Linked DNA regions of Homo sapiens: region 2 is linked to region 1. The links are chromatin loops, found by intact Hi-C in ENCODE. Cell type or tissue: mesothelial cell of epicardium. All regions are shown on one strand.

Region 1 (4,000 bases):
TTGCTTTTACTACATCCTATTTTAAGATAGATTGCAAATAGTGATTTGCAACCTGGCCAATGTGGAGGATTAGATGTTTTCATATAGAATCTTGCTTTGACAGGGAGTTATGTCCCTCTCTTGGACTCATTTATGCCTGCACCATTTTTCTATTTATTTTTACAGTGATGTGTTAATATTTTTTGAAGTTCTATTTATTCCCTCCTGATTGTTCCCTTATCTGTCCTTTCCCATGCTTAAGCAGTGAGGTTCTCGTGAACCTGTGGCCTCAGTGCAGAAAGCAGAAAATAACGGGAGGGTTTCCTGTTGGCTTTGGTTTCTAGGAGGCTAAGATGCTAGGGAGAATAGAGGACTCATTCTAGACGGAAAATGTGGGAATATTTGGGGGTTGAGGAGAGACAGCTCTCCTAAAACCTAGACAATATTGGCTAGGGCTCCAGGAAGGGGAGAAGAGGTATGCATAGAGGTAGAGTGACCTTGGTGACTCTCCTTCTTGGTGACTCTCCACCTTGGTGACTTTGAGGAGCAGCCCTGACTCGTGCTGCCCAGCCCCTCCCCAACACACAGATGACTGCGTGGGGGCCCAGGTGGAGGGAGCCTTGGAGGACTCTGCAGAGGTTTTGGCGACCTGCCAATATAAAGAAGAATGGTATCATCTGATAAGACAGCCACTTCAGGTGTAGCCATTTTGAGGTCTCCAAACAAGGAGGTGCAGGTCTATTCTGGCCACAGAGGAGTGGAGCTGCTTCTGGGTGCTCAGAGTGCCTGGGGGGATGGAGGGGGCTTACCATTCTTAGGCTGGTCCAAGTAAAAATCCCCTCCTGTGTCTCAGAGTCCCATCCTTTCTTCAGCAGAGCTCTGGCTTTGACTTAGAAGTCAGACTGCATGTTCAGTCTTTTTTGCAGCTCTGCTACCTGTTAAATGAAACCCTGGATCTTCTTTTTAGCACCATCTGCTTGCCCTGTGGTTGCTGGAGATGAGTGTCATAAATTGGTGGTTAACTACCCTGAGCCTATATATTTTTTTGCAAAACTTCCAACGGCATCCTTCACTTTGTCCTTATAAATATCACTGTGCCCCCTCAGAACACTATCTCCCACCCATGTCTCCACTCTGGCAGCCACAGGTAAAGCCTTCATACTTATGGATCCACTACTCACCAGGAGTGACTTCCTCAGGGACAGAGAGGCCAAGAGGATCCAAGGTGATGCATAAGGCACATCATCTGAATTGGGAAGAAGAAAGTGAAAATGTTTTAGAATAGGTCCAGAAAATAATGTTCATCTTGGGTCCCTCTGGAAAAGTTTTCAGAAACATGTATTTCAGGGAAAAATTATTATCATTCTTTTAAAAAATCCCTTATTTTCCAAAGTGCTCTTTCAGTTTTTTTTTTGTTTTTTTTTTTTTTTTTTGAGACGGAGTCTCGCTCTGTTGCCCAGGCTGGAGGCAGTGGTGCCATTTCGGCTCACTGCAACCTCTGCCTCCTGGGTTAAAGTGATTCTCCTGCCTCAGCCTCCCGAGTAGCTGGGACTACAGGTGCATGCTAATTTTTTTTTTTTTTAACTTTAAGTTCTGTGGTACATGTGCAGAATGTGCAGTTTTGCTGCATAGGTATACACGTGCCATGGTGGTTTGCGGCACCCATCAACCCATCACCTACATTAGGTATTTCTCCTAATGTTATCCCTCCCCTAGCCCCCCGCCCCACGACAGGCCTCGGTGTGTGATGTTCCCCTCCCTATGTCCATGTGTTCTCCTTGTACAACTCCCACTTATGAGTGAGAACATGTGGTGTTTGGTTTTCTGTTCTTGTGATAGTTTGCTGAGAATGATGGTTTCCAGCTTCATCCATGTCCCTGCAAAGGACATGAACTCATCCTTTGTATTTTTAGTAGAGACAGAGTTTCACCATGTTGGCCAGGATGGTCTCAATCTCTTGACCTCATGATCCGCTCGCCTTGGCCTCCCAAAGTGCTGGGATTACAGGCATGAGCCACTGCGCCCGGCCGCTGTCATTTCCTTTTTTAAAGTGTTTTTCTTCTTGCAGCCTATCTTTATCTCGTAGATACTGCTGGTGTCTGGTGATGGATGAGGTGGAGCCAGATAGTTGGGACTTTTCTGCTGAGTTCTCTTTCTTCAGCCTGCCTGTCTGTGACTGGTGGTTTGTGTCTTGGGATCCACCCCTGTGGAGCTGAATCGTGGTGCTTTCCTTAACGATGTCTCTTGCCGATGCCAGGTGTTCCCTCTTAGTCCAGCATACCTGGCTCAGGACTTGGGCCTTCTGAGCTCTTTAATAGCACAGCCGTACTCAGATCCCTGGAGTCCCTGGCCCTGACTCCTGCAGTTAGGAGCTCCATGCTGTCCTCTCTCCAGAGCTTCAGCTATCCTGTTGGATTCTTTCCTTTATATGATTGTCCCTATTCTTTGATAACTTGAAGCATTATTAATTTTCTACCTTTTTAACTAAGCTTTTCACTGTAAAATAAAACAAAGGAACAGAAAACTATACAAAACTGGCTCAGTGTGGTGGCTTGAGCCTGTAATCCCAACACTTTGGGAGGCTGAGGATTACCTGAGGCCAGTAGTTTGAGACCAGCTGAGTAACACAGTGAGACCCTGCCTCTAAAAAATAGGAATAAAATAATTAGCTGGGGCATAGTGGCATGTACCTGTAGTTTCATCTACTTGAGAGGCTGAGAGTATCACTTGAGCCCAGGAGGTGAAGGCTGCAGTGAGCTATGATCACGCCACTGAACTACAGCCTGGGCAACACGGGATGACCCTGTCTCAAAAAAAAAAAAAAAAAAAAAAAAAAAAAAAAAAAAGGAAAACGACACAAATGTGCATAGGTTAATTTATGATTCTGTGGCAAGCACCCTTGTAAATATCACCCCGGTCATAAGAAAGAACATTGGCAGATACTGTAGAAGCCCCATTCATGTGCCCCGTCCTGGTCATATCCCTTCTATCTTGCTGTGTACCCACTATGTTAACTTTTATAGCAATTGTTTTCTTGCATTTCTGTGTAGTTCTTTCTCTAAGATATGTATCCCTAGACACTATAGGTTCTGCCAACTTGTATAGTTGGATCTTTTAAAGGCTTTTAATGTACAGTGCTCTCCTCCATTCCTTTATGCTGCTGTATTGTTCTTTACAATTTACCTGTTGAAAAAGCTAGGGCATTGGACCTGTCGAGTTTGTCAAAGTTTGGACATTTGTGATTGCTTACTTATGGTGCAGCTGAATATTTTCCTGTGTTCTCTGTATTTCCCGCAGCTAGATGTAGAGGCTTGACCAGATTTAGAGTCAATTTGTTGGCAACATGAGGCAGTGTTGAGTTCTCTCCTCAGGAGCCATAATGGTAACTGAGTTGTACTCATTTTGTGATGTTAGCAGCTGCCTAGATCTGTTAATTCACTGGAAGTTGCAAAATGGTGATATTCTGACTCTATCATGTTGTTCGCATTTATTAGCTGCAATAATGTTACTAGGCGTCACTTCTCATCTACTCTGTGTTGCCCAGTGATGTAATTCCTGTGGGAAAGGCAGGATAGAAGCTTAATTCTTTAGTTTTATTTACTAGTCTTCAAGATAATGGATTGATTTCTTATAATCCTCAGAAAGGGACCAATTAATTTTTAAAAATTTAATCACAAACTCCTGATTTTAAATAAATACGTTTCAATCCATTGCAGTTCTTATCATTATTGAACTTCAGTTTGTCCCATCATGGTCAGTGAGAGTCTCTTCCTATTGGATTTTGAGTCCTTTTGACACAGAGCAGTCATTGATGGTTTTCTTGATATCTTCTATAAGATCTTTGATGTTATCTTGTACATATTCTAGCTCCAGGCTAGAAACTGACCATTTCTCCAAAATTCATTGGGGTATTTCACTGGGAAATGATATTTCAAGAACATAATCTTGGTGCTAGGGATGTTCATTGCCATTGGGTAGCCATTGTTTCCAGGAAATTGTGGGGGAAAGAGCTGGAAATTTT
Region 2 (4,000 bases), 91 kb before region 1:
GGCTCAAGCGATCCTCCCGCCTCAGCCTGTGGAGTAGCTGGAACTACAGACGAACACTACCAAGCCTGGCTGATTTTTAAATTTTTTGTAAAGACAGGGTCTTGCTATGTTGCCCAGGCTGGTCTTGAACTCTGGCCTCAAGCAATCCTTCCACCTCAGCCTTCCAAAGTGTTGGGATTACAGGTGTGAGCCACTGCACCCGGCCTTGTGCAATCATTTGAACATGCCAGAACCATTCTCGTCTTGCAGGCCGTGCAAGAACAGCAGGTAGGTGGGATGTGACCTCAGGCTGTGGTTTGCTGTCCACTGGCTTGGAATTGTAGCAAAGCTAGAACAACCAGGACATGGAAAGACAATGTGGGTCGAATTGCCACCAAGACAGGGAAACTTGAACTAACGTTTGCTCTTATATGTTAGTTATTGATGGGTTTGATGGCCAACACTACAACTATAACATAATCTCTAATTCATTGCATATCCTCTCTAGTGTGGATTTAGCCAGTTTTTTAGGTGCATTCCCCCAACCTTATTATTACTGTTATTATCATGTTGTTGTTGTTCTTTATGATTTAAGTTTGGGTGAAGAGAGCAGTGGTAGTTCTAAAGACTTTCCTGGAATCGGGTAAACCATTTCTAAAAAGCTCTTTCCCCTATAACAGTTTTCTGCCTGATTTCCTTGTCTTTGTGGTCACTCCTTGGTGCCTTGTGACAGAAGCTGCCTCATTACCCAACACACTTGTGTCCTTCTCCTCTTGGGCTCACGGCTACACCACACTTCCCAGTTTCTCTGACACTTCTGTGTAGCCATATGCCTAGGCTCTGTCCAGTGGGATGTGGCTGAATTGACCTATGCTGGCTGCAGGCCCAGCCCCAAACAGCCTCCTGAGCAATGCTCCATGCTGGCTCTTTCCCTCTTGGTATGCCTGGAAGGCGAATCCTTTATAATCCCAGAATGTGGCAGGTCCAAAAGTCAGAAGCAGGAAAGGTGCCCAGGAGCACCATCAGAGCAGGAACTTGCCCATTGGAATGTTACGTGAACAAGAAATATAGACGCTCCCTGACTTTCCATGTAGTCGCATCTTGATCAACCCATCATAAGTTGAAAATATCATTATGCCAAAAATATGTAGCTGAGTGGGAGCTGTGGCTCATTGCTGCTGCCCAGCATTGAGAGAGAAGCATGATTTCTACTGAATATATATTGCTTTCACACCATAATAAAGTTGAACATTTGTAAGTCAAGCCATTGTAAGTCAGGACTGTCTGTAAGCACTCACTGTGCTGAACCACTGAGGCTGTTTGTTCCAGCAGTTATCCTGCCCTGGCAAATACAGGTTTGGCTTGTGAAAATAAGATATACTTAACAAAATGGTGCTGGGAAGGAGCTGACTCCCATTCCTCATGCTCACCCGTAGTGTGTCTGGCATCCCAAATCACTCACCTCACTCAAGACCTCTGGCTGGTCCTTGCTGCTCACCTCCTAGAACTTCCTCTAGCCTGGCACCCCAGGGGGCCTGTGTCCCAGTGCTTATCTGCTAGTTGGCCCTCTCTATGCTACACCTGCGTTCTGTCTTGCAGAGTCATTTACGGGGCTCGGATGAATTATTCATCCACTTTCCTCATATTGTTAAAAACTTTCGAGAGAGTGAGTAACAGCACAGGAAATAATACATTTAAAGGGCACAGAAGTGGGTGGTGGGGGCCTGGTTCCGTGAGCCGAAGGGAAAGCTGGGGGTGGGTGAGGAAATGTGAGTCATTTCAAGAGCGAAGAGTGACTGGTGGTCACTGTGTCCCTTGGGGACAGCCCCACATTGTCTGTGGCATCTAGAGGACAGGTAGGCTGCCATGGGTGAGGCATTAATTTGGGAGTTATGTACATTTTATGGTTTGGTGATTTTTAATGGCTATTGTATATGCTAGTAAAGACATATTCATGGTCATTATACATTAATATACATATTATATAATACACATTGTACAAGTGCAGAATATAATTTTATATAAAAATATAAATATTACATATTACACAAAATATATAATTATGTTTGATAATTATGTATTATGTATACTTACCTCCAACAACTATTTAATTGTGTATTATACAATATTGGATATAATGTAATTATATAATAAATAAAATCTGATTTTACAATTCTATAATTTTATAGTATACGCACATATATAGACACACATATATGGTTCCTGGCATCTATTCTATCAAGGCAGAAGCTGAGTTTTGTTGTTTTTTCCCCCAAGATGTAGTACTCTTGTTTTTCCAGATGCCAATTGATTTGCTTTCTGAAATAAAGAACTCAAGATTATGGGTAATCTTCTCAAGCGTCAAATTGGGTGATTGCAGAGAGCCTTCTCATTTGGTCTCTCTAGTCACCTGATACTCAGCGTGAAGCGTCCTACAGTCTCCATAGAGAGTCTCCAAAAGCAGCCCCAAGGGCCTGGCTATGTCTGAATGCAGTTAGCACATTGCATTCTCTCACATGTGTGGGTGTGCACATGCATGCAGTAATGACTGAGAGCCATGTGTCCATAAATACAGAGCCCGTTGTGAGAAGGGGCAAGTATGGTCGGTTCCTTGAGTGGAAATTCTCACAAGGCAATGCACACACCTAATTGCAATGCATGTATATTTCTAGCATTTTTTTCTTTTTCTTTCTTTTTCTTTTATTTTGAGACAAGGTCTCTGTTGCCCAAGCTGGAGTGCAGTAGCGTGATCACAGCTCACTGCAGCCTGGACCTCCAAGGCTCATGTGATTCTCCCACTTCAACCTCTTGAGTAGCTGGGACTACAGGCGTGCGCCACCACGCCCAACTAATATATATATATTATATATAATATATATATATATAATGTGTACATATATATACATACATATATATGTGTATATATATATATTTTTTTGTAGAGACAAGGTCTCGCTATGTTGCCCAGGCTGATCTTGAATTCCTGATCTCGAGCAGTCCTCCTGCCTGGGCCTCCCAAAGCACCAGGATTATAGGTTTGAGCCACTGTGCCTGGCCTGTTTCTAACATTTTTTAGCATGCTTTGAATTTCTCACCAAACTTGCCCTTCCTATTTCCTTTCTCATCTTAGGGATGGGAATCTCCCTCCTTCTTGTAGCTTGGGCCCATCTTGGAGTCCTTCTTGAGTCTGTTTTTCTCTCCAGCCCACTCCAATCTATGGGGATCGGCAATACCTCTAGTACACACATCTGAGCCACCACATCTTTCCTCTGCAGCCACCCGGAACCCTGCTTTTTTGCCTATCGCCAGTCATTAGAGGTGATTCTTTGTGGGTGATAAAAGTTGGAAAGAGTCTGGGCATGGTGGCTCACGCCTATAATCCCAACACTTTGGGAGGCCAGGGCGGGTGGATCATCTGAGGTCAGGAGTTCAAGACCAGCCTGGTCAACATGGTGAAACCCCATCTCTACAAAAATACAAAGATTAGCCAGGCATGATGGCGGGTGCCTATAATTCCAGCTACTTGAGAGGCTGAGGAGGGAGAATTGCTTGATCCCGAGAGGCAGAGGTTGCAGTGAGCCGAGATCACGCCATTGTACTCCAGCCTGGGTGACAGGGCAAGACTCCGTCTCGAAAAAGAAATTAAAAAAAAAACAATTGGAAAGAGATAAGGAGATTGGTAATGTCTGAGCATTGTGAAAAACAGATGTCCTGACATAGAACCAATTGGATTTTTTACCAGTTGAGGGAGGATGGAGGAAGAGGAAGGACTTACTTTCCAGGATGAAGGCAAAGTCTTGGTTGGTAAAAACTGGGTTAGAAGGTTCTGATGGGTTTCTAAGTAATGCAGCAGGGCTTGATGGTCTTGATCATTGTAGGTGTCTGGTGGGGCAGGCGTGGGAGGAGGATAGAACAGTCTTAGGGGCCTTGGAGGGGAGGTGGGGAGCTTTGGGCAGCCATGTTTGTGGAACATGCATTTTAGAGACCCTGTAGAGGCATTTTGTTGAAGGCAAAATCATAC

Evidence for each region. Hi-C counts contacts between places; a loop is a spot of excess contacts. Peaks named below come from ENCODE experiments on the same cell type or tissue, not always from the same donor. Only the 100,000 strongest peaks of a DNase experiment are listed, where the experiment ranks them.
Region 2: it touches region 1 in a loop (7-fold over the local background); 1 of 110 quality-filtered maps calls a loop at or near these places.

What each region holds. Positions count from the first base shown.
Region 1 is chrX:9,192,326-9,196,325 of GRCh38, reverse strand. No RefSeq gene overlaps it. Among named protein-coding and RNA genes, the nearest start is that of FAM9B, 160 kb to the right of the region's middle. RefSeq lists a silencer at 1,791-2,045. In mesothelial cell of epicardium, no CTCF peak of the experiment used is centred here; a DNase peak (open chromatin) is centred at 2,117.
Region 2 is chrX:9,283,191-9,287,190 of GRCh38, reverse strand. No RefSeq gene overlaps it. Among named protein-coding and RNA genes, the nearest start is that of TBL1X, 180 kb to the left of the region's middle. In mesothelial cell of epicardium, no CTCF peak of the experiment used is centred here; no DNase peak of the experiment used is centred here.